2 separate regions of the Mus musculus genome follow, and region 1 is linked to region 2. A link is a loop called in an ENCODE intact Hi-C map of the cell type or tissue named here. Cell type or tissue: left cerebral cortex. All regions are shown on one strand. Each heading gives the region's core, and the rest is flanking DNA. Links, peaks and the distances in the headings are about the cores only. Region 1 overlaps Acadl (acyl-Coenzyme A dehydrogenase, long-chain). Region 2 holds the start of Rpe (ribulose-5-phosphate-3-epimerase).

Region 1 (16,703 bases), core at 5,003-13,002, 140 kb before region 2:
AGATGTATTTTTAGTGTAACTTTGTGAATATTTCTAATATTAGGATTTTTAATACATGTGACCTTACGTAATAGCTTTTGCATAATTTGATTTTTTTTAATCCATTAATTGACCTTTGTTTCCCACTATAGTGACTTACAAGGAGTAAGAACGAACGCCAAAAGATCTGGGAGTGATTGGATTCTCAATGGAAGCAAGGTGTGTAAAAAAGCAGGCGTGGGTACCAGTGTCTCAGACTACCTCAACGACTACATGTCCCAGATATGATCAATCCGGGAACTAACACAGGAGGTCTCAGGAGAGTAAGACATTTATAGATTTTATATGGCAGAATCTGTAGCTACCCCCCTATGTTTCATGTTGCTTGGCCTTCTGCAAATACTGCAAAGGTGCTTTTAGCTTCCAAATGACTCCTGACAGACACAAAGAAAGAAAAGGTTTTGTTGCTCCAAAGTGAGTCAAACAATGGTGAACTTTAAGCTGATGTGGAATTGGGGGAAGGTGTCTATGAGCACTCACAGTGTAAGCGGGAGGCCTGGAACTTGGATTATTTCACCCATAGAGAAAGGTGCACACCTTGGCCCCAGCACTGAAGGACGCAGAGACAAGAGGAACAGTGGGGCTACTAGCCTAGGTGAAAATTGCAAGCCTCAGGTTTAAGGAGAGATCCTGCCTTAAAGAGCAAGGTGAAGAGTGATAGAGGAGGGTACCTTACACAGATGTATATAAACAAGTAAGTACATTTTATAAAAAGAGATTAAGAGGGAGCTGGAGAGATGGCTCAACAGTTAAGAATATTGGCTGCTTTTCTAGAGGACCTAGGTTCCGTTGCCAGCACCTACATGGGGGCTCATAACTGCCTGTTAAGTCTACATCCGGGAAATCGGATGCCCTCTTGTGGCCTCTGTGGGTACTGCATGCATATGCACAGACATACATAGAGGCAAAGTGACCATGGGCATACACTAAGATGAAAAAACAAGATGGGAAGAAAAAGTTTAAAACAAATATGAGAAACTTTCAAGAGGTCTTAAGAGCTAGAAGTGTGGACGATGGGATTCAAGAACCCTCCAGGTCTCCTGAGAATCAGCTAACTGAGAGCTCCTCAGATAGGTGCAGATGGCTCAAGAATAAACATATCCCTGAGAGGAAATGCTGCGGTTGACTAGATAGATGTTAAGGAGAGATGTTCTTTTTTAATACAAGGACTATTTGTGGATGAGTGTTCCTGTTTGGTTGTTATTATTTTGCCTGTTTCTTTGTTTGAAGCAGGGCCTTGCTGTAGAGGCCAGGATAGCTTTGAACTCATAAATCTCCTGGGTTCTCTGCCTAAGTGCTGGCAGTACAAGGATATACAACTATGTCATGTTAAGCTTGTTCAAATTTTAAGAATATTCCACCTTCTTTAAGCTAATGCTTTTATCTTTACAAAATCAAATAATATTGAGATACTGTCAGGTTCCTGAAAACCTGATTTTCAAACTTACTTTGTCAGTGTTTAGTAACAGTTTCTTCTCTGACATCAGTAATTCCTATGGAGAACTTCTCATTCTTTGATATGCCAGTGGGCATTATGAATCTCTTAAGAATTAGAGATAGTATATCTTGTATCCTAGAAAATTTCCTTTTATAGATTGTCTTGAATCACTGATATCATTCAAATCAACTTTAGGAAGCAGCTACCTAAGTGCTGTGATACGCAGACTCAGTGGTACCATCTGTACCTGGTCTGTGCAGGCCCTGGTTTCGATGTTGAATAAACAAAGCAGCTTGTCTGAGCCTGGAATTGACGGTACATTAGGAGTGCTTAGCTCAGTGTGGAAGACTGGCAAGAATTCTAGATGATGTGATACCTGAGCTTAGTCCAAGGTGCGTAGGATTTGCATTGTTAGAGTTAGAAGGGGCCTCCATAGGGGCGGAAACGTGATTTTCAAATACACATGGGTCTGGAAGGCACTGGGATGTGTGAGACGAGGGCTTCAGTAGAGCTGACCCAAGGGCAGGAAACAGAGGCAAAATAGGATGAGAGAAGAGGCAGGAGGGGTGAGCTGCCATCTGTTTGTGAGGAGTTTTTATGCCTGCTCAAAGGGTTCAGAGTGTATCTTGAAGCTAGCTGTTGAAAGATGTTGGGGTGTGACCTTGGAAGGATCACACTGCCGTATAGAGCAGCCCCTCTGGGCAGCTGATGGATTATGGATGCAGTTGTTGTGAGAGCTGTCTTAGATCCTTGTACAAGCCCTGAGGAGAGCCGGGAGGGGAGTTAGTGGCAATAGTAGAAAAGGAAGGAAGCAGACTGGAACAGTAAACGTGGGCCAGAAAGAACAGCACCACGTTGACTGGGAAGCGGATGGCAGCATAGTTTATTAAAGCATTTGTTGAAGTAGGGGATATGTTGACATTCATTGTTGGGCAGGAGTATGGGGTGGGACGGACATGTTCTGCGAGTGAGTCACTTTGTGGAATCCAGTAGGTCCAGATTGTATCAGGCAATGTGGGTGATCTGGGCATGGAGGCACACCCCTGTACTCTGGAGGCTGAAGCAGAGGGATTTTAAACTCTAGGCCAGCCTGGGCTACAGAACAGGTTCAGGCTGTCTGCTTAGTGAGATCTTGTCTCATAAAAGAGGAGAAGAGACAGCATTGGAGTCTCAGGGGGGGACTGGAGGATGACTAAGCCCTGACAGTTGAGGTCACCTCAGGCAAAGTGCAGAATGAAGTGTCAGTTATGAACTGCTTTGGATTATCAGCCCACTTTTCCTGTTTAGCTTGTCATTCTGCCCCCATCCCCCACCACCCTCCACCACAACACTTAACCATAGCACTGTCCTTACTTGGGTGATTTTGAAAGAAGTAGTAGGCAATCTGTATAAAATGAAAAACAAAAACAGCCTTTTTTTTCAAAATCCAATCAGTCTAAGAGCTTAGTGCCATTTAAAGCAAATTCCCTTTTCCTCTCTATAGCTCCCCACTAGAATCCAACTTACCAAGTGAATGGGCAATTTGGCTTTATTTTAAAGACACAATCTATTAGTTTCTTATTACTGTTCATCTCACGAGTAGTGGGAAAACTGTAGACACTTCCGTATTGAAGCAGTGGAGATCCCTGCTCTTCATTAATCTCGCCTATGCAGCAGCTCCCCTGTGTGGGCGGAGAGATGGGGATGCTTCTGGTGCCCATTCTAGTCTTATGTGTGCTCCCTGAGTGTAAGCGTGCACATAGACCCGAGGATTGCAGAGTATCACAGTGCATCTTGATATTCCTGCAGGTGTTCATCACTAATGGCTGGTTAAGTGATCTCGTGATCGTCGTGGCCGTCACCAACCGTGAAGCTCGATCGCCTGCCCATGGCATTAGCCTCTTTTTGGTGGAAAACGGAATGAAAGGATTTATCAAGGGCCGGAAGCTGCATAAGATGGGAATGAAAGCTCAGGTAAGCCGTGGTTTGAATCAGACTCTCAGTCAGAAAGTAGATACGCAGAATTGCTCATGGCGTCTTCCTGAGCAGAGTGTAGGTATGTTCTCAGAAACAGCAAGGGAGACTTCCTTTCAGTCACGCTGCTGTCTCTGTCATACTCAGGAATGGGAAGGAACCAGGGTGTCTGAATATCTGCTTTAGAAATGGGAAAGTTAGCTGTATTGTAATAAGTCACCTGTTTGTGAAATTTAGAAGATTGTGAGGTAATAGCAGTATTTGTTAGATGTTATCAGAGAACATGTGAGGTAATAGCAGTATTTGTTAGATATTATCAGAGAGCATGTGAGGTAATAGCAGTATTTGTTAGATATTATCAGAGAGCATGTGAGGTAATAGCAGTATTTGTTAGATATTATCAGAGAGCATGTGAGGTAATAGCAGTATTTGTTAGATGTTATCAGAGAGCATGTGAGGTAATAGCAGTATTTGTTAGATATTATCAGAGAGCATGTGAGGTAATAGCAGTATTTGTTAGATATTATCAGAGAGCATGTGAGGTAATAGCAGTATTTGTTAGATGTTATCAGAGAACATGTAAGGTAATAGCAGTATTTGTTAGATATTATCAGAGAGCATGTGAGGTAATAGCAGTATTTGTTAGATGTTATCAGAGAACATGTGAGGTAATAGCAGTATTTGTTAGATATTATCAGAGAGTGTGTGAGGTAATAGCAGTATTTGTTAGATATTATCAGAGAGCTTGTGAGGTAATAGCAGTATTTGTTAGATGTTATCAGAGAGCATGTGAGGTAATAGCAGTATTTGTTAGATATTATCAGAGAGCGTGTGAGGTAATAGCAGTATTTGTTAGATGTTATCAGAGAGCATGTGAGGTAATAGCAGTATTTGTTAGATATTATCAGAGAGCATGTGAGGTAATAGCAGTATTTGTTAGATGTTATCAGAGAGCATGTGAGGTAATAGCAGTATTTGTTAGATATTATCAGAGAGTGTGTGAGGTAATAGCAGTATTTGTTAGATATTATCAGAGAGCGTGTGAGGTAATAGCAGTATTTGTTAGATGTTATCAGAGAGCATGTGAGGTAATAGCAGTATTTGTTAGATATTATCAGAGAGCATGTGAGGTAATAGCAGTATTTGTTAGATGTTATCAGAGAGCATGTGAGGTAATAGCAGTATTTGTTAGATGTTATCAGAGAGCATGTGAGGTAATAGCAGTATTTGTTAGATATTATCAGAGAGCATGTGAGGTAATAGCAGTATTTGTTAGATATTATCAGAGAGCGTGTGAGGTAATAGCAGTATTTGTTAGATGTTATCAGAGAACATGTGAGGTAATAGCAGTATTTGTTAGATATTATCAGAGAGCGTGTGAGGTAATAGCAGTATTTGTTAGATGTTATCAGAGAACATGTGAGGTAATAGCAGTATTTGTTAGATATTATCAGAGAGCGTGTGAGGTAATAGCAGTATTTGTTAGATATTATCAGAGAGCGTGTGAGGTAATAGCAGTATTTGTTAGATGTTATCAGAGAGCATGTGAGGTAATAGCAGTATTTGTTAGATATTATCAGAGAGTGTGTGAGGTAATAGCAGTATTTGTTAGATGTTATCAGAGAGCATGTGAGGTAATAGCAGTATTTGTTAGATGTTATCAGAGAGTGTGTGAGGTAATAGCAGTATTTGTTAGATATTATCAGAGAGCATGTTTTGCTTAGTGTGTTAGAAATTCTAACCTCCCAGTACCTAGAGAACCGGAGAGTGTCAAAGCCTGAATGACTGTGCATTGCACCAGGAAAGCCACCATTGTGGAATGAGATAGATTTAATTAAAACTCCCTGGCTTATTACTTATGACTTAATGTTCAGGCTCCAAGTCCACTCCAGTTTGTCTCTTGGTTCTTCATTGGAAGTTAAAAAACGCTACGGGGCTACTGGGAAAGGGATGCGCTCATTCTCTGCTTGATTCCCGTTTCTCAGGACACAGCAGAACTATTCTTTGAAGATGTCCGATTGCCAGCTAATGCCTTACTTGGAGAAGAGAATAAAGGCTTCTACTACCTCATGCAAGAGCTTCCACAGGTATTAAATGCCTAGGACACCGTTTCTGTCTGGGTTACATGCGTCTGGTTAGATACTGAGCAGAAGTAGACTACAGAGCTGTATAAAAAAGATCCACACATGTCAAGCTTGCGCTACAATGATCATCTGAGTATAGTATAAAGTTGCATATAAAGAAATATCACTGTTAGGCAGATGCTCACAGCCATTGAATTGGTCACGGGGTCTCCAATGGAGGAGTTAGAGAAAGAATTGAAGGAGCTGAAGGGATTTGCAACCCCACAGAAGGAACAACAATATCAACCAACCAGACCCTCCAGAGCTCCCAGGGACTAAACCACCAACCAACGAGTGCACATGGAGGGACCCATGGCTCCAGCTGCATATGTTGGCAGAGTTTGGCCTTGTAGGGAATATAAATGAGAGGAGAGGCCCTTGGTCCTGTGAAGGCTTGATGCCCCAGTGTGGGGGAATACAAGGGTGGGGAGGCGGGAGGGGGTGGGTGGGTGAGGGAACACCCTCATAGAAGCAGGGGGAGGGGGAGGAGATAGGGGGCTGGGAGTGGGGACTGGGAAAGGGGCATAGCATTTGAAATGTGTTTGAAATAAAGAAAACATCCAATTAAAAAAAACAAAAGAAGAAGAAGTATCCCCTATTAACAGGCCAGATAAGAAAGTAGCTGAACTCCGCAGGACCCATCCAAGCAGAAGGACAATAGGTTTCCGGGGCTCCTCAGAAGGACCTCGGCTTTAATGGAGAACTTTTAACTCTTTGTAAAGAGCATCCCTGGGAATGTTTGGCAGGTTGTAAATAACCGCAAAGGGAGGAAGGTGTTAACCAGAAAGCTTCCTCACACCACAGTCTTCCAGTCAGTCCTCTGGGGCTTCACACCACAGTCTTCCAGTCAGCCCTCTGGGGCCAGCATTGCCTAATCGTGCAGGCATACAGACTGCTGCTATACGTATGTGCTTGCCTTTTGCCTGGCAGCAGCTATGGCGCAAGCTAAGCATGAAACTGAAAACAGCTAGTGGCGCAGTGGTTAGGTAGAATTCAGAAATCGCCAGCGTGGTGAAATCCGGTGACTACCACCGCTATTTTACACCAGTCGGTAAAATTTGAACTGTGTGCTGGAGGATGTAGCATCTGTGAGGTTGACAGTGTGGTTACAAACCAAGCCCCTTAGGTAGCACGGTTCTTAGATATGTTCCGATAACCACAGATGTCTGTGGGAGCCTTTTCTTAGCACTAAGAGGTAAGTTAAAAGTTAGTCTTTGGAAGTTTATTATAAAAAATATTTATAGGACGTCTTGAAGTGGCATAAAAGAGGTTCATGTAATAATGCTTACCCTTAATTTGGGGGTTCTAGGAAAGGCTCTTAATTGCTGAGTTGGCGATTTCTGCCTGTGAGTTCATGTTTGAAGAAACCAGGAACTACGTGAAGCAAAGAAAAGCTTTTGGGAAAACAGTTGCACACATACAGGTACGTTTGTCTTTGCATCTGGCTTTTTATCAAGTTAGTCATCTCAGTTGGGGCAGGGTGAAATGATAATTAACGGTAATTTGATGCCAGGGGTGTTAGAAACTTAAAAGTAGGTGAGATTGGGAAAGGGAGAGCAGAGTGGAAACGCTAAGATGAAGAGGGCCAGGCCAGAGTCCTGAGGACACTGGAAGGCCTGAGGCGACATAGAGAAGGTCTACAAGAAGGCAGATCCAGAGAGGCTCATCACAGAAGCCAACAGGGAAGACTTCAGTAGGTGGGTGTGGCGTCCAATTTGGACTCTTAGTCTCCATGCAGTTAGCACGTTAAGGGAAAGGTAGAGTGTGGAACATCGAGGGCGTGCTGAGGCATCGTAGCCAAGTGCAGCTTCTGTCCTAACGTAGCTCCTGAAACCTGCATAGTCTAGGCAAGCTGTCTTCTGGCAGAAAGAGTTCCTGTTTGCTAAGTCTTAATGTTTGAAATTCTATTTTGGAAAGAGATAGGAAAAGGAAAATAAAATGTCTTTTTCTTCAATGTCTTCAAACTGTGTAGTTCCTAGGGTTGATTATGACACTAACTAACAGTAAGATTAGATAGAGTAGATATATAGAGGGTGGGGTTTTTTTATAGCTAAATCATAATATATGCTGATAACAATTCATGGTTTTGCTAACCGTTCCAAGGTGTCTTCAAGTCCTGAAGTTCCAAGATAAGTGTCAATCCTTGCTTAATTGTTCTTTTTATTAGATATTTCCCTTTATTTACATTTCAAATGTTATCCCCTTTCCTGGCTTCCCCTACAAAAATCCCCTATCCCCTCCCCCATCCCCCTGCTCACCATCCCACCCGTTCCCATTCCTGGCCCTGGCATTCCCCTATACTGGGGCACTTAATTGTTTTTAAAATTACATCTTAATTCCTTAATTCTCTTCCTCCCTTCCTTCTCCCACTTCTTCTCCCTCCCTCCTTCTCCCCCCTCCCCCCCCCCCCCGTGGATGTGTAGGGGTATGCACACCCATGGCAAGTGTGTGGATGCCAGAGAACAACTTGTGGAAGTTGATTCTCCTTCCACATGTGGGTCTTAGGGGTTGAACTTCAAGTCATCAGGCTTGTCAGATAGTGTCCTTACCTGCTGGGCATCTACCCATTCAGGAGGATTTTAGTAAATTCACGCAGTCACTTACGTTCTCTCTCTGTCTCTGTCTCTGTCTCTGTCTCTCTCTCTGCGTGTGTGTCTAAGTTCACTTAGTTATTTACAAATATTTCTCTCTCTGTGTGTTTGTGTGTGTATAAGAAACAGACAGACTCTCTGCATGTGTGTATATGTATAAGAGAGAGAGAGACAGAGACAGAGACAGAGACAGACAGAGACAGACACAGGCTCATAGAGTATAGACTGACCTTGGACTCCTGACTCTTTACCTCTGCCTCTCAAGTGCTGGAATTTCAGTTCGTGCCACTGTGGGTGGCTTTCTCCCTTAATTCGAACTGCAGTTTTTACTGTTCGCACAGATATCAGTAACCATTAAAGATACTTCTGTGAGCATGTCGATCATTCATGAAAAGCATGCTACCAGTATCAGGTGGTGCTTTCAGAAAGCCTGATGCTGTCTGTGGTGAGGCACAAAGGCTAATTCTGTTCCCTAGCCCCTGGTTCGGTGCCAAGAATATGTAAATATTTAATCTTTTTATCTTCAGACAGTAAATTATGTACTCTTGACGGCATTTGTTATTCTTAGCCCTCTGGGCCTACTGGATGTGTAAGAATTTTAAGTGAGCCCATGCTGGTCTGCATTTTAACTTTTAACTTCAGCTTCTAGAAGCACCAACTATTTATATAGAATAGCTTTCCTATGAGAGAGATCTTGATCCTTACATATTTTAATAGTGTATAAATCCTCACATGTAATATCACATAAGGCAACAATTCTTGAGAATTGTCTGATACTCTCACCCTACCCCCAGATTTACCCCTCATAAGAAATGCTATGTAATGTCCTGGAATAAAGACTTAGAAGTCAGGCTCCAGGGTTTTCTATGTCTATAGAAATTTAAACCAGTCTCCTTTATAGTTTTCTCTTTGTAAACTTGAGTAAGGTGGAAGTGAGGAACTTTATGCTGATGAAAAGGTAGAGATTTGGCCAAAGGAAATATAGATCTAGTAGAAAAGGACATAGAAAAAAAAATGGACATGCTAGCATGCTCCAAATCAGAGGCCTGGATGCTCAGGCAAGGTTGGGTGTGACCAGCCTCTCCACTGCTTGGTGTCAGAATCATTAGATGGCAGTTACACTTTTTAGAAGAGAGAAAGGCAAAACCACAAGACACTGCCTCCACTCCCGAGAGAGGGTTTTTTTTTTTTTTTTTTTTTTTGGTGTAGCCTTGATTGTCCTGGAACTGGCTCTGTAGACAAGGCTGGCCTAGAGCTCACAGAGGTCTGCCTGCCTTTGCCTCCTGAGTGCTGGGATTCAAAGTGTGCATCACCCAGCTTGAGGACGGGACAGGCGGGAGATCAATCAGGAGCAGCCAGAATGGTCTAAATAGAGTGCTGTCCAAGCTCACCGTTGGCTATCTACTGCAGCAGGAGAGGACATAGTTATTACGTAATAATAATACATAGTTATTAACACTTACAAAGAAGACCACTCCGAGCGAGTTGGAGGCTGCATGAGAGGGATGGGAGACACTGTAGGTTACTGGATGGAGTAGGGTCTCTGCCTAGTCTGTTTCCATTGTTAAAACTGTGATAATTAGATAATAAATATTTGATGATGCGTATGTGATTAGATCGATTCATCTTGTCCCTTAGTCCTGTTCTGTTATTTTAGTTTAAGGCACAGGCACAGTAGGGAAATAAATATCCTTAATGTCATGAATGCAGAGGAAATCCTGTTTAACCTCCAGAGAAAACTGGGTGTTCTGGCAGCTCCTGCCACGAGATGGCGCTCACACATTAAATCATGATGTTTAAGCAGTTTCCTTAAACTGTGACAGGTATTTTTTACCTAGTGTATATCATTTTGCTAAGATTCAGGGTTGTTTGTTTTTGTTTTTGTTTTCATTTCAGTTCATGTATGCCCTTTTATCGGAACCCCCCCCCCCACACACACAGTTTCACTTTCGTTTTGCTTTAGAATTTTTTTATTATGTAAACATTAGAGGTGCTGAGTGGAAACCTGAACTTTTACCATGCTCTCCCCCCCTCCCTTTGTCTCAAGACGGTGCAGCATAAACTAGCAGAATTAAAGACACACATATGTGTCACCAGAGCTTTTGTGGACAGCTGTCTGCAGTTGCATGAAACCAAACGTCTGGACTCCGGTTCTGCTTCCATGGCAAAATACTGGTACGCGCATTCCTATAGTTAAAGTGCAGTGTTGGTCCAGATTACCGTGGGGTCCTGCCAGCCTTTAAACGCAACCTTGAAGGCATTAAAAGGAAGAAGTCCGAACGTGAAAATAGCAGTAAAAAATTAAAAAAAAAATTTTTGTTTTTGAAAGTTCCATTGGGTCTGTTTATAATGTCCTAAACATTACTCCAGTTGGTATGTAACTTTTAACTTGTTATTAAGAGTAAAATATTGAGAGCCTGAAGCAGGGTCAGTGAGTACTGTACTCCATTCAAGTAATGAGTTTAATTTTAGATTATCTAAAGAATGGCAGAAAAGCAAGGCAGAAAGAATAGAAGGATAAAACTTGGGAGTCTCACGGGCAAGTCCCAGTCCATTCAGTAGGTCAGACTAAATTTAATTCTCTAGTGACAACTTTGGATAGAATGTGAGGTGTTTTCTAGATCTAAGAGAAACACCAAAGTATGGACTATCAGGCAAAAGTCCTATTGGGTTTAGAAAGATTTACAATTTAATTAAGGGTCACTAACAATGGGTTAATGGCGAGCTTGAGAGTGCAGGACCCCTGTTAAGTTTTTTATGCATTTTAAGACGCAAATATGGTTCAAATCATATGTGGAATGGAATTGTTTTTTCTTAAAGAAGAAAAAAACACTCATCTCACTAACTCAGAAGCAGACTAGAAAAATTCCCTTTGTTATTTATTAACTCAGGTTCAGTCTAGTCATTGCTATATAAGGGAAATATGCAGAATGGTGTTTTGTGTAATGATTTTATAATGATTAGATGATGAGATTAAAAAGGAATGTGAAATTAGCACGAACCTTCACCTTGGGGCATGGAGGGGGGTGTGTTTTACATTTATGAAAAGTTCTTCGGCTTACAGGAAAAGGTATTTTAGGAAGAGCATTTTGCATAGTTAATGCCCTTGCTCTCATCCAGGCTTGTGGATGTAATGGTGCTGAATGTTAAAAGTTCGTTTAAATTGTTGAGTGGTGAGAAAGCTTTTTTGAGGCAAGGTTTCATGTGTCAAGGCTGGCCTGCCATTCACTGTGTAGCAAAGTCTAGCCTTGAACCTCTCATCCTTTTGCCACTATCTCCTAAGTGTTGTGTTATATGCATGCATTGGCACCTCAGGTCTGCGCGACAGGGGTTGAACCTAAGGATTTTAAGTACTGTACCAACTGAACTGCCTTTCTTTCTCTGCTTATTATTTTGATCATTTAGGGCATCTGAATTACAAAACAGTGTAGCTTATGAATGTGTGCAACTCCACGGAGGCTGGGGGTACATGTGGGAGTACCCGATTGCAAAGTAAGTATGGCGGGCGCTTCTACAGCACTTTCCTTTCCTTTCCTTTCCTTTCCTTTCCTTTCCTTTCCTTTCCTTTCCTTTCCTTTCCTTTCCTTTCCTTTCCTTTCCTTTCCTTTCCTTTCCTTTCCTTTCCTTTCCTTTCCTTTTCTTCTTTCTGTTTTCTTTCTTCTTCTGTTTTTTTTTTTTGAGATAGGATTTTTTTTCCATTTATTTTCCATCCCAGTTATAGCGCCCTCTCTTTCCTTTTCTCCCAGTCTCACCCTGAGAAATCCCTCCCCCCATTAACACCTTACTGTCTGAGGAGAAGGGAAGGACCCCTACACACCCCTAGGGACCACTTCACCCTGGGACATCAGGTTGCAGCAGGACTAACCACATTTTCTTCCATCGAGGCCCAATCAGATAGTTCAGCTAGGGGAAGGGGATCCAGTGGCAGGCAACAGGGTCAGAGACTACCCCCAGCCCCACTTCAGTGTCAGGGGACTCACATGATGACCAAGCTGCACATCTGCTACAAATGTATAGGCCTAGGTCCAGCCCGTGCTGTTTGGTTGGTGGTTCAGGCTCTGTGAGCACCCATGGGCCCAGGTTACTTGATTCTTCTTGTGGTGTTCTTAACCCCTCTGTAAACAAGACAATTTACAGATGTGCCCCTAGGCTAACCAGCTTGCTCACTCCTATCCCCAGCTCTTACACATGACTCCTTAAGCTCTGCCTGATGTTTAGTTGTGGGCCTCTGCATCTGTTTCTGTCAGCTGCTGGGTGAAGCCTCTCAGGAGACAGTTATGTCAGGCTCCTGTCTTTCTGGGTCTGTGTTACCATACTCAGTAACCATCTAGTTCCATCTATTTGCTTGCAGATTTCATGATGACTTTTTTTTAGTGGTTGAGGAGTACTCCATTGTGTAGATGAACCACATTCTCTGTATCCATTCTTCTGTTGAGAGTCATCTGGGTTGTTTCCAGCTTCTGGCTATTATGAATAATGCTGCTATGAACATAGTTGAGCAAGTGTCTTTGTGGTATGGTGGGACATCTTTTGGCATATGCCCAGGAGTGGTATAGCTGGGTCTTCGGGTAGAACTATTCCTAAATTTCTGAGAAAATGCCCAATTGATTTACAAAGTGGTTAGACTAGTTTGCACTGCCACCAGCAATGGAGGAGTGTTCCCTCACCTCCACATCTTCGCCAGCATATGCTGTCACTTGAGTTTGTGATCTTACTTTGTAATCCTGTCTGACCAGGCTGGCCTGAGAGTCACAGAGATCTACCTGTCTCTGCCTCAGGACAGGGATTAATGGTGTGTATGTGCCGCCATATTCAGCCTATGATGCTCGATCTGTCTGTCTGTCTGTCTGTCTCTCTCTCCCTTCCTCCTCCCTCCCTTCCTTCCTTAATTATATTTTATGTGATTTTTTAAAAATTAAAAATGGAATGTTTTCATACAGTATGTTCTGATTATGGTTCCCTCTGTCCTAACTCCTCCTAGGTTCTCCCCACCTCCCCACCCACCCAGATGCACAACTCTTTCTTCCTCTTTCTCCATCTCCTTACCTTGATGCTTTTCTTGTTTTGTTTTGTTTTGTTTTGTTTTGTTTTGTTTTGGTTTGGTTTGGTTTGGTTTGGTTTGGTTTGGTTTGGTTTGGTTTGGTTTGGTTTGGTTTTTAGAGACAGGGTTTCTCCGTGTAGCCCTGGCTGTCCTGGAACTCACTTTGTAGACCAGGCTGGCCTCAAACTCAGAAATCCGCCTGCCTCTGCCTTCCAAGTGCTGGGATTAAAGGCGTGCGCCACCACCACTCGGCAAGATAGTCCATTTTTAGAAAATGAATTCCTTCATTTCTTCCTATTCTCTCTCTCTTACTCTCTCTTTGAATTACTTTTTTTTTTTACTGGTGTGGTAAGATTCCCTGACAAAAGCAATGGAAGGGAGACACGTGTTTCCTTCGGCTGCCGGTTGGAGGCTAAAGCCCATCAGAGTGGGTTGTTCTGGCTGCAGGAGCTTGCAGTTTGGACCTGCCGTTCAGAAGCAGAGTGTGAAGGATGCGGCTGCTCAGCCGATGGCTGCCGTTCTATGCAGTCCAGGACCCAAGCCTAAGTAGTGCCACCTAACTTTGGAGTGAGTCTCCTACCTCAGTTAACCCAAACAAGACAATTTACAGGTGTGCCCCTAGGCTAACCTAATCTACATTACTCTTCATTATTATACCTGGAAGTTTGTGCCTTTGATGTTTCCAGATGTTGTCAAGTTAATAATCAGAACTGGCCATCGTAGGAACTGAACTCAGGGCTGTGCATGTGTTAGGCAAGCAATTTGCCACTGGCCACTATCTCTAGCTACTTAAACAAACAAACAGAAAAAGCAATACAGAATGGTCCACTTACATAGTAGAAGAATTAACATACCATGCCTTAAGTAATTATTTTGCTTGAAAAATATAAAAGGTTTTTTTTTTCTGAATGGAATTTTTATTATGCTTCTTTTTATTGGGTTACACATAAATTTCCTCAGATCAAACAGTGACAGCTACAGCTGCAGTGTCTTCCATACGTCTCCCTCTTCATCAGCTCTTCTCAGACTCTTGCCTCTCTTTCACGTTTTTCTTATAATCGTAGAACGTATTTTTCCTCTTACTTAACAGTCTATTCAACTTAGGAAAATTGCCCAGGGAAGTTTTTGACGACTGCTCATACACACCCACTTCAGTTCTGAATCTGCAAGGAGGAATGCTATAGGCTTCCAAAGACGTTCCGCATTTGTTACCTGGGTGCTTTGTGTAGTTCGGAAAACTATCAAGGACATAAACACTGTTAGCCTGACAGCGTTTGATTTCCTCATCCCAGCAAGCCTAGCTAGAGCTGTTCCCTGTACTTCTAATCCTTTTTATGGAACATGAGGTTTTTTTTTTTTTATTGCCGTTTCATTAAGAACAGAAGTTCCTGTGTGGGTACAACCTGCTAATTCTATAGTTACCACACAGCTTAAAAGCTTTAGTTACTGGATAGCTATAATTTATAGTTTCATAAAACTCACCATCAATCAAGTGTTTTTCTCTTTTTGAGAGAATATAAGCGTGAAATTGATTTTTTTCCAAATAAATCATTTGACTTAGACTTCCAGAGCTACTTCAAGCAGACCTTACTCACAAGCAGAGCTTCCTTTTAAAATCCTGTGTAGTCATGAAATACAGCTGTGTTTTTGAATTATGCTAGCCCAAAGGTTACCATCACTGGAATTTTTCCCGTGCATTTTTTTGTTTTTGAAGTGCTCATCCATCTTATAAAAGGGCTTTGGAAGCAAAATGGTAATGGATGTTTATATCTGTGTGTGCAAGCTCTTGTAACAACTCCTTCTGGGAACAGAGGCATGTGTGGCTTCGTTTACGTTCTCAGAAAGGCATGCTAAGTCGAGGGGTCCACTACCCTGGGATGAGGTTAGCGTGTCCCATAGCAGCAGTGCCTGCTTTCTTAGAGTCCCTTGCTTCTAAATAAGCAAGATAACTTGTGGATTGATCATTATAATTTCTGCTTTCAGCTCAGGAGACTTGAACTCCTTTAAATAATAATAGCCACTCTTGGCTGGGTTGCCAGTTCAAAGAGTATGTGAATCTTTATCCAGACAGCTCTTTCTGTCCCCAAAGATGTTGGAAATCCTGATATCACAAAAGCTAGTTACCTATTAGACAGTATGTGCCTACAGTGTACAGACTTTGATTTAAAGAAATCATCCAACTTTTGATTCTTACATCTGCCCCAGGTTTAGCTACATCATTAGTGTAGGGATGGGTAGGGGGAGAAAGAGATAGAGAACTGATTGAGGCAGGAGCTTTGTAGGGTTTAAAAAGTTGTCTTGTTCCCCTTTAGAACTTTTAGATAGTTACTTCCTGGCACGTGAGCTGATCTTAGTTTTAGGCGTTAGGTTTAGCTTTAGACCCTTGGAGATCTCTTAGCCATTCTAGGCGGAGAGAAGCTGGGACAGAGAACTTCACTGCAGTTAAACATTTCTCTCCTGCTTCTCTCTGTTAATGTTAGTAGAGTAAATTTAATTAGTAACTTATGAAAGGCCTGCTGGTCTGCCATTACATATCCTGGTAGAACTACTTTAATGTAAAAAAGAAATGCCCAGCCCAGTTCAAAAATGTCTGAAGTCTTGGGATTGTCCAGGTAGGCTGGAGTGCCAGGCAGGTCTTCAGAAGATGCGAGTGCTTGGTTTTGTAGAGAACAAAATCTTCCTGGGGCTGGGGGCAGGGTTTACGTATTTCAAAACGTACTTAGAGTCCCCCCCCCCCATTCATCGAATAGGTAAATATTCAGTGAGGACCCACTTATCTGCAAGGCACCCCGGGAAATGTGGAAAAGTGTAAGTTCAAAGTTAGTCATATTCTGAGAAACAAGCAATTTTATCTCAGAAATTAAATAATTAGAGCCCCACTCATATATTTGAGAACGGGCTGTACATTTTCCTTCCATGAAAAGTCTGGAGCTCAATAACTAGTTTCACAGGACTGGGACAATGAAAGTATTGTGACCTAATAAAAGTTTGCTTGCCAAAGAGGCAAGACACCTACATTCTTGTTCCAGCCTGACGGTTATCTGTTATGTCACCAGAAAAGGGTGATCATTAATTAGCAACTACATCAGCCTCTCTCTGTTTTTTTTGTTTTTTGTTTTTGTTTTTTTTTTAAACCTGCAAAGCAGTAATATTTATCCCTCTGGATTCTAGAGGGCTGAAGAGAAAGGAGAAAGGGTGAAAACGGATACATTGGCTACTCCTACAGCCGTCAAAGCGAGGCCTGGGCTGGGGGTGTGGTGCGGTGGGGGAGCGCTCTCCCATCAAGACCCTGAACTCAGTTCCTGTATTAGTCAGACTTCTTTCCCAGCATCGGAAGACAGAGGAGTGAAGTCCTGGCTGAGTGCTAGTGTCTGTGTGTCTCTGAGGGCTCAGTCCCTTAGGATTTGAATCCCAGCTGTGACATTTCCCCCAGAATAGGCTATTTGTTAACTTTGGGGGCGGGGGGAGAAGTAACTTTTTAAAACATTAGGTGGTGGTTGTAGAGATGGAATGAGAAG
Region 2 (16,703 bases), core at 4,837-12,836:
TCACTGTGTTTAATTATGTTAGGCTTTAACATAGGTGTGCAAGAAAATGATGCTGTTTCCTGCAGTTGCAAATATTCAGCCAAGATAGTCCTTATTTAAAAATATGTACATCATCTTGTTAGCATGCTATTTTATACTGATCTTTAATAAATGGTAAAAATCATATGTATACCAAAAATTTGTTTGATATCAATTACTTTATGATTTATAACTAGTAAATCTGTGGTTTATATGCTTATTTTATATATCTGTATACCTGGAGCTGAGTAAAACTTTGTCAGGAAAAAGGAGTCAAAGCTGGACAAAGTTTAAGAAATCTTGCTTTCAGCCTGGTAATGGGGCTGCATGCCTTTAATCCCAGAACTTGGGAGGCAGAGGCAGGTGGATTTCTGAGTTCGAGGCCAGCCTGGTCTACAAAGTGAGTTCCAGGACAGTCACCGCTATCCAGAGAAACCCTGTCTTGAAAAACAAAAAACAAAAAACAAACAAACAAACAAAAAAAAAACCCCAAACAAATAAGAGAAAACTGGTGTTTGGAAAAGGCAGCTAGTTGAGCTTAAACAATGGTGCAAGGTGTCTGGTCAGAGGAATGTGACTCCTCCACAAGTACAGTGGACGAGTTCTTACCCAGTCCTATGATAACCAAAGAGACATTACTCAAAGATGAACCTATTAAAATACATACTCTAAACTGCTTTACCAATGCTATGTACTGTAAACACATAACAGCATGCATACAGCAGTGAAGCATAGTCTCTACCACAGGAAACCAATGCCACTGCACCACTAAGTTGGTTACAACACCAAAAAACTAACTCATCACTGATTTGCAGAGCCAGTATGGATAGTGACAGATAACATCTTAGTATGAAAATGCCTTTGACCTCATAAATGAGCTAAAGAAGACCACCATGATTCTCAACAGTACAGACCACTGCCTTAGATAATAAAGGCTTTTTCTTGTTACGTTACTTCTTAAATGTCTTTTGTATTTAAAACTAACACTGAATAAATAGTTCAGAGCTTTCAAAAGCTGTGACATAAGTATCTCCAGAGGGGAAGGCAGAAAGATTCCAAGTTCAAGGGAAGCCTGAATATAGAGGAAGTGGAGTAGGCAGTAAGACAGAGCCTGCTTCAATAGGGTGGGAGATGACAGATGACTCCCAAAAGCTGTCCTGACCTCCCTTCCACAGGCACATGTATACCTGCATGCATGCACACAGGTGCACACACGAGCACATACACACTCACACTCCCTACCCCCCCACACACAAATAGATATATTTAAAAATAGTAAAAGGCCATGGTTGGAATTGGCATGTGCAAATCCTCAGCTGAGCTCCAGTTACGTCAATAAAACTCTAGATCTTTATAGGTTGTAGATACAACTTATGAACTATTTACTTTTAAAGAATTTACTTTCCAATATGTAAAAATGAATGTCTGTGTGGGTATGTGCACATAAGCAGGGGCTTACAGAGGTCAGAAAAGAGAGTTACAGTGGTTGTGAGCCATCAGATGTGGGTGGTGGGAACCAAACCCTGGTCCTCTGTAAGAGCAGGGCATGCTCTTAACTGTGGAACTGCACCTCTAGCCCTGATGTACTTGTTAAAATGCAGCAATGTGCCAATTATCCAACAACCAAATCAAACTGCTTAGCTATAAAAAACAAAGGGCTCAAACCCCAAGTAATAACACAGTGTATTCATCTTTACTTTGGAAAAATTTCCTGAAATATTAATTAGCAAATTTATATACACAAACATCATACATAACCACCTAAATCCAAGAAGAAAAAGTAGATATATGGGACTGGCATTGTATCAGGAAAGACTGATGATAAAATATATAAAAATTAATGAGAAGTGAGAATATGAATCAGAATATAAGAGGAAAGACCAATAAACACATGAGAAAGACAGCATTGAGATGTGGGAACAGAGTGATTTATTTAATCATTTCTCATAGTGTAACATGTAATTTTAAAGTCCTGGCACACATTACTAGCATATTCAAGAAGACTCTTACTTTGAAAACTCCTTTCCAAAGCAATAATGTTTAACACAAGATTATATTCAACTACATGAAATTTAAAAAGATGAACATGTTAGCAAACATGAGGTAATATTCACATTTTCTTTGGTTCTCTCAAAACAGATGCATCTTTTCAGCCTGAGTAAGGTGAGGGATGGCTATGAATAAGACCCACGCAAAACTGTAACTGTTCTTCATGAGGTGCTTGGTTTTCTTTAGTTTTTATATCTCAACTCTGATTCTCAGATGTGAATTTTGTAGATGACAATAGCATGTTGTATGTCAAAAGGCTGGACACATTTGTTAGATGCTGCACCCAGCATGGACACACTCACCAGAGCCTGCATTCAGGACGGTCTGCCTTAGTAGGAATGTCCTGTGTCTGCTCTGCTGATAATAGTCAAAAGACACATGTGGCTACCGAGGACTTGTGACTATTGTAAGTTACAAACTAAATTTTTATTTTAATTAACGTATCTAAATATGGGTTTTAGAGCTACCACACTGAACAGTACAGCTAGAGTCATTCACAAAATTGCTCTACTGGCAAAAAACTTTAAGATTCACTTAGTTATACAAGTTACAGAAAACATTATAAACTTGGATTCATTTCAGTTCAAATAACTTCTAGTTTGGAATGATCTAAAAAGAAACCACAACCAAAATGGACAAAAAAAACCCTTCGGACTTCCTACCCTATGACACTGAAAGGAACCATATCTGCAGAAAGCCTACAATGGAAGAAGTAAATTGGTTGTTTGCTTCATAAATTCAACTAGTAGTTACACTAAGAAGTGTAATCGTGTGTGTTTAGCCTAGAGAAAAGCAAAGGTTGGGGATGGAGAGGTGACTCAGCACTTAAGAGGACAGGATGCTCATCCAGGACCCTGGCTCAGTTCCTTGCACCCACATAATGGCTCAAAACCTTCTGTAATTCCAATTCCAGGGAATCCAATGCCATCCTCGGGCCTGAAGGTACACACATGCACATTCAGGCAAAACATCCAAACCAGTGAACTATAATAATAATAGAAAATCACAAGGTGAGTTCCAGCTCTACCTTTGGATCTTAGAGTCTGATAAAGTAAAGTGAGCTGGAAGAACAGACTGCACAGTGGGAAAAGTCAGTCTGTCTCACGGGACAGTAGAGAAGAGTTAACTTGGCCTCCGCGCTTTGAAGGCCCCTCTGAGGAGATGACAAACAAACTAGGGCTGACGGGAGACCCTCACACAAGAGTTTTTCCAGGTAGAATCTCTGTCAAGGCCCTGGGGAAGGGAAGGTGTTAGACTGCTAAAATCAAGCTGATGACGCAGGAGCAGAGGAGAAATTAGGAAAAGGGTGCAAGATAAACTTGACCAACCAACCACTCTCCTTATTTAAGCAATAGAAGCAGTTTTAAATGGTATAACAACCCACTTACCAAAGAAAGGGTCCTGGCCTAGCTGCTTTCGGAGGCTTTCAACCACAGGGTGACCAAAAGTGATATTGGGAACAAAATGCCTGCAAGACAAAAGGAAAATCTTACTCCGAAAACATTTCTAATCCCACTTCTGCATTTTTCAATATGAATTCTGACAAGAGAACAAGGAAAGTTTAGAATTCCATCCCCCCCCCAAATAATCCTTAACATTTTTAGTATTAGACAAATTAAACAGAAATAACCAGGTAAGATCAAGTTTACAATTGATGTGTGCTGTCACATATATCTTCATAATGACAAGTCTGCAATTCATAGTCCATAGCAAGCAGAGATGGAAAGATGACAAAAGACACTTCCAGACTTGTTCAAGGGGAGCACCGGTTAATACAGGATTCTATCACAGGCGTCCTGAATCTTAGCCTCTAATCTACTTCAACCACAGGCCACTAAACTATTGTTTAAACCCTTTAAATAATAACCATTAAAAAAAAAATAACGATGGTTGGTGAGATGGCTCAGTGGTTAAGAGCACTGACTGCTCTTCCAAAGGTCCTGAGTTCAAATCCATCCCAGCAATCACATGGTGGCTCACAACCATCTGTAATGAGATCTGACACCCTCTTCAGATAGTAGTGTCTGAAGACAGCTACAGTGTACTTACATATAATAATAAAAAAAAATTAAAAAAAAAAAGTAACGGTACTTATTGGAGCTAGTCATAGTGTATTGAGAGCTCAGTTCACGCCAGGGGTTATAACTTTCTTCATACCTCAGACTTAGTAAAAACAGATATGATTTACAGCCTCTTTGAAAACATGGTAACTTAACACCCTTCAATCACCTGGTTCATAATCTGTGGGACAGAATTCAAGTTAAGTCAGTCTGACCTCAACCCCAACGCACTTAACCTTTAAACTCCTTAAATACTAGGTGCACACAAATATTCTGAAATCCAAATAAAACCCCAAATCTGAGACAATTCTGCTCACAAGAATTTTGGATGAGAGGAATTCAATCTGCACCCCTCCCAGTCCTCACTAAATGGCCGATCCAGCTCTTGATGAATAGAACCATGGGATGGAAGACGACGAAATCCCAGAACAAGTGCATGGAATCACACTCAACTGCTGCGTTAACAAAAAATAAACTATAGTGCTATGGTCCTGAAATGTAGACTGAGAAAAGCTTAACAATAATGCCCACGGAAATGTGAAGAAAGAAAATAGCAAAAGGAAGATTATAATAAATACTTTAAGTATTCTGTAGAATTCTGAAATATTAGAAGATCACAGGATTTATGAAACATTGATATCTGTAGGACCAGAAAAGCCGAAAAGGAAGAGAAGGCAAAAAAAAAAAAAAAAAAAAAGCACGCTTAGGTCAAAGGGACAGGGTGTTGACCACAGCAGGGGTAGACGCCATCGGATTAAGGATGGTCAACGTTACACGCAGGTGTTCGGAGTTTACTGCGCTGTAACTATCAAGTGGGGTATGAGCTTCTTAAGAAGTAATAAATACAATAAAGCACAAAGATGGACTGAGTGATAAGTGCAAGAAGGAAGGCAGGTGTTAATGCTAAGAATCGATAAAAATGACAAAAATAGGAAAATAAAAAAAGAGGGCCTGTCAACAACTGATTAGATGCAGCAGGGAGTAAAAGAGTTAAGTTTTCTTCTAGCCCAGTGTCATACAATCAGTAAGTGCTGGCAGGAGGAGTTAACACAGGCAATGAGGCTACAAAGGGCAGTCTCAGCATTCACCTGCCAGTACAGATACTAGAACAATAGTCCTGGGGAGGGAACAGCAACTCACATTCTCGGGATCGACCTGAGAGGGTCAGAACGAGTGGGCCATGGCTACGTTCTCTAACCAACTGATCCCTGGAGGTTCAAAGATTATTCCACTGCCTGTCCAAGGGCCATTACTGTCAGGGCTCAATCACACACCGATGTTAACTCCACCAGAGATACGGGGCTGGTAAGCAGGCAGCAACAGGCTGTTCTGCAACTTCACACTAAGTCTTCAGTCGCATATACTGTGCTTGTACCGTGTGGTCTTGAAAATTAGTTTGCTCAAATTTAGGTTCCATTTATTATTAAAACAATCATGACAAGTATCATGGGCTGAGAAGCTGAGAATCTAATAAATACAAATTTACTTGAGAAACACAAGAATAACATGTAAAAGTACTGACCTCCAAGTTAAGTGAACAATTTGTGCTCTTGGTAATAAACTCAATGACCTGGGTTTAATAAATTCACTAAGAGCCCAATATGCACCAAAGTTTTCATGAGAAACTAAAGGCTTGTGGCTAAGCCATAACTAAAAGGTGCAAAAACCTAGGCATGCAATCAGGTGTTTCGGAACTACCGGACAACATGAATTATCAAAGGATTTCCAGCCTCTTTATGAGAGGTACTGAGGTTCCAAAAACCAAAGAACATGATTTTTTTATCAAATGCCTCAGATTTCTTACCAGAATAGGAAATCCTAAATTAATTTTCTCGAAAGCAAAGGAATTCACCAGAAATGCCAGCTTCATCACTATTTCACTCTGACATTCCCCACGACCCTCCTCAGAAGGAAAGTGTAACAAAGGGTTCCTCGTGCCTGAAACCAGGGACTTGCTGGGGATAATCCATAGCTGCTGTAACAGAGGAATCTACGTCTCCTCTCTTAGCAGGTCCCATCAGCATCCCTATACTTTAGTAATAACTGGAAGGCAGTCTACTGCAGACAAACCAACAAACAAAATGTAAGAGGATTACGGTTGGTACAAAACGCACCAAGACAGGAACCAGAAAATCTTCCCGGGGATCAGGAACTGGAGAGTCTTTGGCTGGTGGCAAAAGGAAAACTGAGCAGGTGAGCCAGGCTAGAGAAGGTAGGGCCCAGGACACAATGAGAAACTGGTTACAGATGCTTGCCTTGCTCAATTCCACACAATCAAGGCCTTACCAGAATACAGAAGAGAATTCCAAATCTTTGATATCTCCAGCAAAAGTCAGAAATTCAGTATTTATATAAAATCTCTCCAACGTAAATGAAATGCCAATGACTAATTTAGAAGTAGCCGTGTGTGCGTTGCTCCCATAGTTGGGATCAGCACATTCCAGCTAGCATTCTGCCATGGTGTGTTTTGTGCTTTTCTCAAAATGTGTTTCCAGAAAAACAAACCTGTTCTTTACTTCAGATATTTAACCATACTTGTGTCTGGCCACCTAGTGTTTCTTAGCCTAGTTTCTGACTTTCTAGATAAGATCAGTTTGAAACAGAGAAGAAAACGGAGGGGTGGAGAGTAAGCAGAGGAGGCTGGCCACCTTTGTAAAGGGATCCCACAGCTCTCTTCTGGAGACATCAGGCTTTGTCTATTCTGCCAGAGTGATGGGAAAGGAGCTGTACTTCCCCAAACTGGTTTCCTCTTTTGCAAAAGATGAATGGAAATAGCTTTTACTTCAAAGGAAAGAAAAAAGGTAGGTATAGATTTAAAGGCATAAAAATTGTTAAAAGTAGAACGATTTAAAATAATTTTTTTGCCTTATTTACTAACTTAAGTCTGATATGGGGAAGGGGGCCAGCTGGGGGAAGGGGGGGGCATCGGTGATTCTCAGAGATGCTTTCTACTATTACTAAGCAATGATAACATGCTTTAATGTCTCTTATCAAGGAAAGTCAGATCCTGCTCTTGGAAAGTTTACAGTACACCAGGAGAGAGAGACATAGCAATATACCTTACTCTTCACGATAACATATTAACCTCAAAGAGTACCTGGACAGCCCACAGAGCCCTGGCCCTACACAAAGGACCAGATATCTAAGGAATTCTGAGAGCAGGAGACACAGTCTCATCCAATACCAAATGGCCAGCTCTGAAAATATACACACAAGTGGCATTATACAGACTGAGCAGGTCAAATTTATGTATTTAGGGATATATGTGTGTCTGTATTTTTACATATGTATTTAATAATATTTTAAAAGGTCATGGTTTTGAAAAAGAGCAAGGAGGTATAGGGTCTGTGTGAGGGTTTGTGGGAGGAAAGAGAAGGGGGAATGATTTAGTTATATTATATAGAATCTCAAAAACTAGACACGTTTAAAAATAAGGTTAAAAAAGCTGGGCACACTCAGGAGGCAGAAGCAGGTGAGGCAAGCCTGGTCTACAGCAACATTTGTATTAGCAAAGTGAAAGCACTGGTGTCCACCCCTCCCCTCTGCATCAAGCAGGCTCATTACACCTGCAGTCTGTGCCATGCTAGGACCCCTACATTTTCTCAGGCATCGAAATCAACACCATCTCTGGGGTACACATTCCAGCCGGTCAAGGGCTTTCAAGTAAGTGTTAAGAAAAATGAGATTTAACCACGGAGAGCCAAAAGAAACAAAACTGCTATGGACAAAACAGCAGTGATGTTAAAAAGAATTAGTGTAACTGAGTGTGGGGACCCGTGCCCATAATCCCAGCATTTGGGAAGCTGAGGCAAGATTTTGAGTTTGAGGCCAGTTAAGATTTATACAGACCTTGTCTCAAAAAAACCAGAAAGAACAGCAAAACCTCCAACAAGAAACGAAACTGATGTAAATAACACATATTTGCCAATGTGACTGAGGGCAAACAGATTTTGCTTATTTGAAATAAATTTATTTTTCTATCTCACTCCCAAGGTCTTTTATAATTTTATGTAAACTTTCGGTGGGAAATGCTAGTCAAAAAGCCAAGAAGATTCAAGTTCCAAGTCTGTCACAATCTTCTGTAATCTTGAGCAAGTCCTCCAGCCTCCTTTGGGTCTAGGTTTGTTTCCTCACTTTAGAACCAACTTAGGAAACTTGTACCCTGATTCTGAGCATTATAACTACAGTGCTTAAAAATTACTTACAAAAAAACTGACCTCCCTGAAGAGCAGGGTGCCTGAAGAGAAAATAGACAGGAAAATCAGAATTCGAATGGGTTATTCGATACAACTAACAACTGCAGAGAATCTGTTACACGCCAGGCACTGGACTTGCTCGTTTCAAGTTCCCCAAGACGCGGAAGCGTTCTATGATCAATAATCCTTCCATTTTCCTCACACTGAACCCGAGTCCCAATCAAGGCTGAAGCGGCTTGCCTAAGACAAGTCGGCAAGTGGTCGAACTCCGGAAGCCCATCCAGGTGTCAAGCTGAGGCTGTCTGCCGGCTTTGTCGAGAACTAGTTAGTTATCTGAGTTCGATCGAGCAAGTCGCGCCTGTCCCGTTGGGCCTCAGTTTCTCTACGAGTTCACCAGAGGAAGATCCTGAACACTGGAGGTGGCTCCCGGGTCCTATCACCACAGGTTACGGGGTGGCGGGGAAAGGACCGGGCCCCAAAGTCAGCCAGGGCCGGCTCGGTGCCCTCGGCAGCGCGCTTGGCCAGGCAGCCCGTCGTCGCACAGGGGCGCCGTGCACCCAACAGGCGCTCGCTGAGGTGCAGCGACGCCGACCCGCGCGGCCAGCCCGCCCCGAGCCCCGCGGAGTTACCCGTCCATTACATCCAGGTGCAGGTAGTCGGCCCCCGAGTCCAGCATGCGCAGGCACTCGGCCCCCAGGTTGGCCAGGTCGCTGTTGAGGATGGACGGGCCGATCTTGCAGCCCGACGCCATGGTGCCGGTTCCCTAGAGCGAGTGAGCCCACGAGAGCCCGGGCCAGCCAAGACTCCGTCCCGATTGGGCGCGCCGCACTGGCTCCGCCCCCTCCCACCTCGCACTCTCTTCCGGACTCTGCCGGAAGCAGCTGCCCTGCGGCGAGGAAGTCCCGCCTCCTCCTGGGGGGGGGGCGTCAGCTGGCTGGCTAGGGGCGGAGCCAGGTGCAGAGCTTCTGCCTTCTGTCTTGGATTTCCAAGGATCTTCTGGCTTCTTTTCCTTTTGAAAGGGAAAATAGTTTATTGAGTACAATGTAAGAAGTTCTACGGGTTGATCAGCTAGACTACCACCTACAATGTAGGAAATTTGTTTTTATTTTTTTCTCTGTTTCATACACGTATAGCATATATTGTGATCATATTCAACCCCATTACCCTTTCTTACCCCAGCCACTCCTCCTGACCCCTTCTTCCCAATTAACTCCTCTCCTACTTAAATAACTTCACCTCACGTGTCTGTAGGTTTTGTGCAGGGAGCCACAGTTGCTTATGCAATCATTAATTGCAGCATTCCGTTGAACTTCCCCCACCCTCTGTCTCTTACAGTCCTCTCTTCTGAGATGTTCCTTAGTCAAGCTGCTGATAACTGGTGACTGCTGAGTACTCAGTGTAGGAATTTTTGCAGTAGCTGAAAGTATAACGTAAAAACAAAATTCTAGGCCTTTAGGCCCAGGCATGGGAATGTGACCTCTGTGACTTAATGATGCTAATCATAAAACAGATAGCGACATTCCTCCACCCACCCGCTTCCTGGGTTCAAAGAGTGTTCATTCAAAGAAAGTCACCCTGACCATTGCTATGCAAATGTGCTATTGTTAGGGGCTCTTAGAAACTGTCTTGAGAGATAACTGGAACAATTACCAGGTATTCCTTGTGACTCTTGTGACTTTGCACTTCCTTGGGACTCTTAACTGGTATCTTTGGTATTTTCCAACAAAGCCCTCCCCACTTCCTTGAGTTGTGGTTTCTTCCTTTAAATACCTCCTTACCCAGCTAATCGGTGTGCCACAGACCTCTACCCCTGCGTGGTGTATGACCGTGGGCCCGAGAGCCCTCTTGAATAAGTTTGCAGTAAGACCGTTTCTTGTGTGATTTGGGGTGTCGCCTCTCCTGAGTCAGAACGTGGGGGAGTCCTCACGTTGTGGGTCTTTCATAGCCAGTCTGATAGAGTTGCTATCCAGCCATAATTCTTGAAATGGATAAGTGGCGTAATGTCAAACGTATCCAGAGTCTGGGCCAGGAAAAAATGAAAAGGTACATGAAGATACACGTGGATAGAACAAGAGCAATTCCTAAAGAACAAGGATAGGGCTCTCATAGTTTTATTAAAAGCATGCTGGTAATTTAGATGCCATGGTTTCTGCAGGGGACACAGTTAGAAGACAATAGTCTTTAATATTCTGACTTGGGGATATACCAGCATTCCGGGTCATAATCCGGGCAGTGAAGTCAATTTGGCTTGCTGTCTTCCATATCTACATTTTGCTTTATTTTGAAAGATAGAAGATGAGAAACAGAAGTAGGTAGGTATCAAATATGGCGGTAGAGGGACTGGGGGTGTTTACCCATTAGTGACTTTAAGCTAAAAATGGCTTTAGGCTTCCACTTTAGAGTGGAAGTCTGAAGAACAAGAGATGAAGGAAGGCACAGACCAGGTCTTGAAAAATGATCCTGAATGAGCTATCCCATTCCCAATGGAAAGAAGTGAAATTAGAGCACATTAAATGATCTTAGATTTATTTTATTATATGTGCATATTCAAACACAGAAATCATTAGCTTTCATAAATATCTTTCATAAACATCTCAGTATTTATTCAGATGCATTTTCCATGCTCTTTGGTCATTCAGTATTCATAACAGACTTTATAGTCATCTGAAGGAAGTTGGCTGTGTAGTCAATCCTTTGTCTTCACCTACAAAATGGCTAATAAAGGACTTTAATCCCATGGTCACAGTGACTATTAAAAATATCATGGAGGTACGTAGATTTATGATCCTAAATGATCTTTAAATAATATAAGTAAATTTATCATAAACTTTTCCAAATACATTCTGCCCTCTATTTGTGTTTATTCTCCTGAGTGTCAGATCAAAGTTTGCTTCTAAAATGCTGCAGTTGAGACCCACAAAAATAAATGAGGAAGTGGGCTAGTTTACTCACTGCTGAGACACAAGGCCATGGATTGGTAGTGTGAGGTCACAGAGTGAAAGTGGGACTCTATGTGACAGCAGCAAATTCGGGAAAGTTCTCTGGTAAAGTATCCTGTGTAACTCAAGGAAGGTACTTAGTTCATGTTTTGGACTATAATTCTATTCATTTATGACCTTTTCTTCCCTATGGATCTCAGTACACACTCAATTATTTCCTCGGAAACTCTAGGAGTGGGCAGCAAAGTGGAGAAAGTTCTTCACTGACTAAAAGAACAGATGCTAAAAGAGAGATGCCATCCTGGCTTAAGTTACTCTTGGAGGCTTGAAGCAGAAAACCAACAGATGCCTCCAGCACTGCCATGTGCCCAGTGGTACCCCTTGACAGTGTTGTTCTCAGTGACTTGTTCCAACGCACTCAGTAACTCACTTCCCTTGTCATAAGAATCAAATAATCTAATAGAATTATAGAAAACACTGAATGCTGCGAATGAAAGAAAAATGTCTATTCTAGAAAATTCTGCATCCAGGATTTAAGCTGCTTTAATCTGGATAGTACACATGGGTACTCACTATCATGGATGATGTATTTTTATTTCTCAAGGTTTCTCTATAAAGTTGCTTTCCAAAGGAGCAATTTTAATTGGATGTAATTGTTTAATACCTGGAAAGTGGGTGCCTGTTTTATCCTTCCTCTGAATGAGATAAATATTATTAAGCATCACAGATTAAGATATAATCTAATTTTACTAATATATTGATCAAAAGTGATAATTAGTTCTTGTCACATTTTTGAATATTACAAAAGATTGTCAATTAACTTGAACTTTTATCTTAACTGTTTTCTTTAAGTTATTCCTTCAAACTCCAGGTAACAGTATTCCTGAGAATACATCTTGTGACAGTCTTATGCACATACATATACTTTAGTTACCACACATAAACATTCAACACGTTTAAGGACACAATAAATGGAATAGATGAGAAATCTCAAAAGTCCCAAGACGAGAGCACTCCCACTCTGTAAGTCCCCATTTCTCAGAGTGGTCATGTCTTTTCTTTTTTCCAAGATAAAACATTACTTAGCTTACTGAAAAAGTTAATAATAGACTTCCATACACGAGAGTGAAGGAGTCAGATTAAAAGGCAGACAGACCAATAAAATCATTTCTCAAACAGCCCAACACACTTAAAATATATAAAGGTATTTAGGGTTATTATTGAGTATTTAACAATTCTTTGACCTCTATACTTCTTAAATATCTGACACAATTATAGAGATTTTGAATCACAAGTCCAAAAGAGGGAACAAAGCACAGACATATAAACGCACACAACTCAGACACTTGTAATTACCAAACATAAGGCCTCTAATGCTAGTTGAGCAGCATAGTTTTTAACAGGCAAAATATATCAGCTTAGAACCAGAAAACCACTTACATGTCCACTTTTGCACTTAGAAATGAACTGCACATTAAGTATAAATGATGTGAAGGTGTTATAACACAGAGAAGGTTTGTTTGTCTCCTGGATTTCCCATGCATGTTCTCAGCCAAAAGGCCAAGAAGGTGGTTCTGCCCTGATTTTCTGACCTGGGGGATTTTAAATTTTATCCTAGTTAACTTATAGGTTACCTTTCATTCTCATGGTGAATGGGATCATAGCCCCAAAATATATTTGATTTTATAAGTCACTGTGCTCATTTAATAAATAATTCTAACATAAAAATCGTTTCCTTTATTATTTGTATGGGTTTATAGGTATTTTCTTTATAGTATACATTTTATAGCCAACATAGTCAATATTTAAGCATATAGAATATATTTTAAACTCATCTCAACATAATCAAAATCTCTGTTTAACTTCTACATGAAGACTAACACACACACACACACACACATCGATGTAGGTATGTTATGAGATTTTTTTCAGGGTTTAGTAGTTACATTTCTCTAATGTAAACTGCTAAACTTTTGAAAAATGTTTATGAACTGCATGATGTCCAGCCCTTCAATAATCGACTAAGTACTGGCCTGACAAGCCTTTCAAATTTTATTCTTTTTTTTTTTGAAGTAACTGCACTTTAAGTTAAAGCCCTATTTGTAATATATACAAGCTGTCTGAGTCTATAAAGAAATTGATTACTCTGACTTTCCTTCATTAACTGTGATCTCCTAAGGATCATAGAATATTTGACAACTGAGAAAAAGTTAATTTCTGATCTAGTTCTAACAATTTAACTTTAATGTATGAAAATACGCCCTCAGGGGCAGGCACAAGGACAGCAAGGGAAAGCAATCCTCTTTCCCAATAGGTCCTAATCCGAACGGTGATGTCATCATGGGTAGAATTAGGAATGCCATCTCTTTCAAGCAAAGCTATTTACATTTAGCTTTTTCATAATTGTATAGCTGTCTATGTTATTAATTCAGAATCATATCTGAGATTCTAGATATTCTCTGTCTAATACAGTAGATATGAAATGGAATGATATGTGGCATTAGAATTTTGATTTATAGGATGTAGTGAAAGGACAGTTAAAAAATAAATTTTGAAAAGTCCACGGCTCTAAAAATAGTACGTTTTTTTTTTAAATAACCAGCTATATTATTGACCCAAACAAAAATGGCTGCAGGGTTTATAGTTTAGTTTCTAATTATTTTTCTTGCTGGTTGTTTATATGTAAATTTCTATGTATATAGCCACCTAATGTAAAATTTTGAAACTACAAAAATAAACATTGTTGTGAGATGTATAATGTGAGTATCTTAAGAGACTGTATTCCCTTTTAGAACTTATCAGTATTATGAGGGCAGTAATATTAAATATTCTTAACTGTCTGTAGTAGTATATTCTTAGCTGCTCAAAGCAAGCTATACACAGTGTGCAGTGAGACGGCTCTTCCCTTTGTTCTTCCCTGTTACAGTCTTCACACAACTAAAGACTTTTAGCTATTGATTTTTAAGATGTTTTTGAAACATTAGGAGTTTTGGCAGCAAAATACACTCAGACTTAATGCCACCCACAGGCTATAAAGTGCTGTTTTAGAATTAATAATTTTCATCAGAAGCATTCTATCGTCAGCAGTCTTCTGTAGAGTGCAGAGCTCCTGTGATACAGAACTAAACGTGGGACTCATCTAGTGCTGAGTCTGTGTCTCCCAGCTCGGGAGGAGTGAAAGTGAACTGGCTGGACAGCAGGGGATTCTCCGTGCCGTTCTCCTCACTGATATGAAGGACAGTGTCTCCATGCTGTAGGAGGCTGGATGTTTCAAGGCCAGTGAAGTCATCCGGGTCTGACAGTTGAGTGGAGAGGGGGCAGTGAGCTGTGGCACCTTGTATTTCTTCGTCCTCCTTTTTCTCTCCTTCTTCAGCAAGAAGGGGCTCACTCTGTGATCAAAAGGATCATAATATCATGGACAAGTAGGATGGGTACCAGAAAAGAACATAAAAACTTCTGCATGGCTCTAACTGGACAAGAAATCAAAGGTGAATTTCAGGCTATGTCATAGGCTTTCAAAGCATTGGTTTTCTACCCTTTGACATAGTGTTTGGGGTTTTTTTTGGGGGTGGGGTGGGGGGAGGAAACATGCTTATAGACTATAAAAATGAACCAATTCAAGTGATGTGTTACACTTCTTTTAACTATAAAAGACTATGCAAATGTGTATATTAATATTACCATTTAGGTTTTAAAAATAGTGCATCAGAATATGATACTTATGGAAATTCATTTATATAAGCACAAGAAAATAATATTAAAACAATGGGGGAAAGTTTTAAGTCCGTCTGATCTTTAGGACATAGAAAACTACGTAAAGACTCCATTGATGCTAGTAACTTCATTTGCTGTAATTGAAAAATACTTCAACTACATATCAAATTTCTGTTATCAATGATTTTTCCAGCTGATAAATAATTTTTTTTATGTTTTGCACTAAGACTCCTCTTGGTTTTTACTTAATTATCAATACATTGTTGAATAAACACTTTATTTAGATTGTCTTTTTCACCATGGCAAAAATAGTATCTGTTTGGGCAATAAGATGTTACAGAAACAAACTTAAATTATTTGGAAGAAATGTGCATATCTAAATGTTTCCTGCGAATATGGATTCAGGAAACAGCTCTTGACTGTCTCTGCAGTGCCCTCACCTGCTTGGGAGACAGGCTATGAAGATCTGCAATGATAATGGCGGGGGAGGATGTGAGCACTGGCTTCTCTGTTCCTTCTGGCTTCCTAGCTCGGCCTGGGCTGCAGCTCTGTGGTTGGCCCGTGGCAGGAAATATGTCTGTTGGGGCAGCTGTTGGCTCTGGCTGAGCCTCAATGAATGTCACAGATCGCTTCTGATCAACTGTAAGTAAGAGGCAAACCAATAGGTAGGAGAGAATTGACTACTTAATAATGGCATGAACTAGTGATTCATCATAAAGACATTGCTGGTTTGCAATAAGTGAGATCCAGTAGGACCATTTTATGTATTTTGATTTCACCTTCTTATATAGAATAGGAGTGAAGAGAGAAAAATCATTCTACACGAGTGTCCTAAAATACGATTAGCAAAGGTTCGCTTATCATAATGACCCTCCTAGCGATGGTCCTACAACTAAAAAGCCGAAAGAGTTATTCTCTGTGCCTTTGTCTTTAGTAAGACAGAATATTCTAGTTCCTGGATTGAGTAGGAAGACTACAAACTTTTGTTTTATATTCAAGTTCAGAATATTAACAATTTACCTTGGGTTCTTCCATTTACCTAGATTCACTGAGAATGGGGAGAGGTTGGGAAAGATGAGGAGAAGAAAAAGTAGTAAAGTTTCCTGCTCTCCGTATCCTAAGACCTCGCTCTCTAAAGGGGAGCTGATTGCATCAGCTCAGTTTCTGCAGGATCAGAGGGAACCCAAGGGGTCTCTCTCACCAGATGGTTTTGTTTTAGGTTGAATGCTCCTGCGAGTGGTGGACAGTCGAGCTCCATGGCGGTTTCTGGGTTCCGTTTGAGTCTTCTGCCTTGACAGGAGAGGGCGTCTTAGCTGAAGAAAATAGATAAAAAATAAAACTGCAAGAAAGTCCAACTGTCTGGGAACAAGAGACACCGTGGGGTCAGGTGACTCTGACTCAGCTCTCCTACCTGTTCCTTCCTGTAGCCTTGGAACATTAATGGATGCGAAATGCCAAATTTGAGAATTTCAGTGGCTAGGAAACCATAAATAACACCCAATGCCTGACTTTTGCATACTATGTTCAGCTATTGCTGAACATATCTCAACTCTCAGAGAGATACATTAAGAAACCTGAGCCTCTAGTAAAACATTAGACTCAAGAAGCACCCACAGATGCAGCAGGCAGAACTTCACTCAGATTTTTATTTACAAAATCATATGTGAGCCAGGAAAGGTGGGTGCACCTGGAATCCTCGTACTCGGGAACGTGAGGCAGGAGGATTG

Evidence for each region. Hi-C counts contacts between places; a loop is a spot of excess contacts. Peaks named below come from ENCODE experiments on the same cell type or tissue, not always from the same donor. Only the 100,000 strongest peaks of a DNase experiment are listed, where the experiment ranks them.
Region 1: it touches region 2 in a loop (3-fold over the local background); 3 of 42 quality-filtered maps call a loop at or near these places.

What each region holds. Positions count from the first base shown.
Region 1 is chr1:66,831,895-66,848,597 of GRCm38, reverse strand. Acadl (acyl-Coenzyme A dehydrogenase, long-chain) reads left to right here. Exons shown (of 11, transcript NM_007381.4): 5 at 132-198; 6 at 3,266-3,430; 7 at 5,416-5,517; 8 at 6,863-6,976; 9 at 10,192-10,319; 10 at 11,550-11,636. Among named protein-coding and RNA genes, the nearest start is that of Gm27934, 16 kb to the left of the region's middle. In left cerebral cortex, for the core only: a CTCF peak has its summit at 9,908 (motif pointing right); a DNase peak (open chromatin) is centred at 9,901; H3K4me3 peaks cover 400 bases.
Region 2 is chr1:66,693,278-66,709,980 of GRCm38, reverse strand. Unc80 (unc-80, NALCN activator) reads right to left here. Exons shown (of 65, transcript NM_001368824.1): 63 at 16,178-16,289; 64 at 15,417-15,616; 65 at 10,831-14,651. The coding sequence ends at 14,385. Rpe (ribulose-5-phosphate-3-epimerase) reads right to left here and starts at 9,150. Exons shown (of 6, transcript NM_025683.3): 1 at 8,953-9,150; 2 at 3,456-3,535. The coding sequence starts at 9,074. In left cerebral cortex, for the core only: no CTCF peak of the experiment used is centred there; a DNase peak (open chromatin) is centred at 9,158; H3K4me3 peaks cover 1,578 bases; H3K27ac peaks cover 917 bases.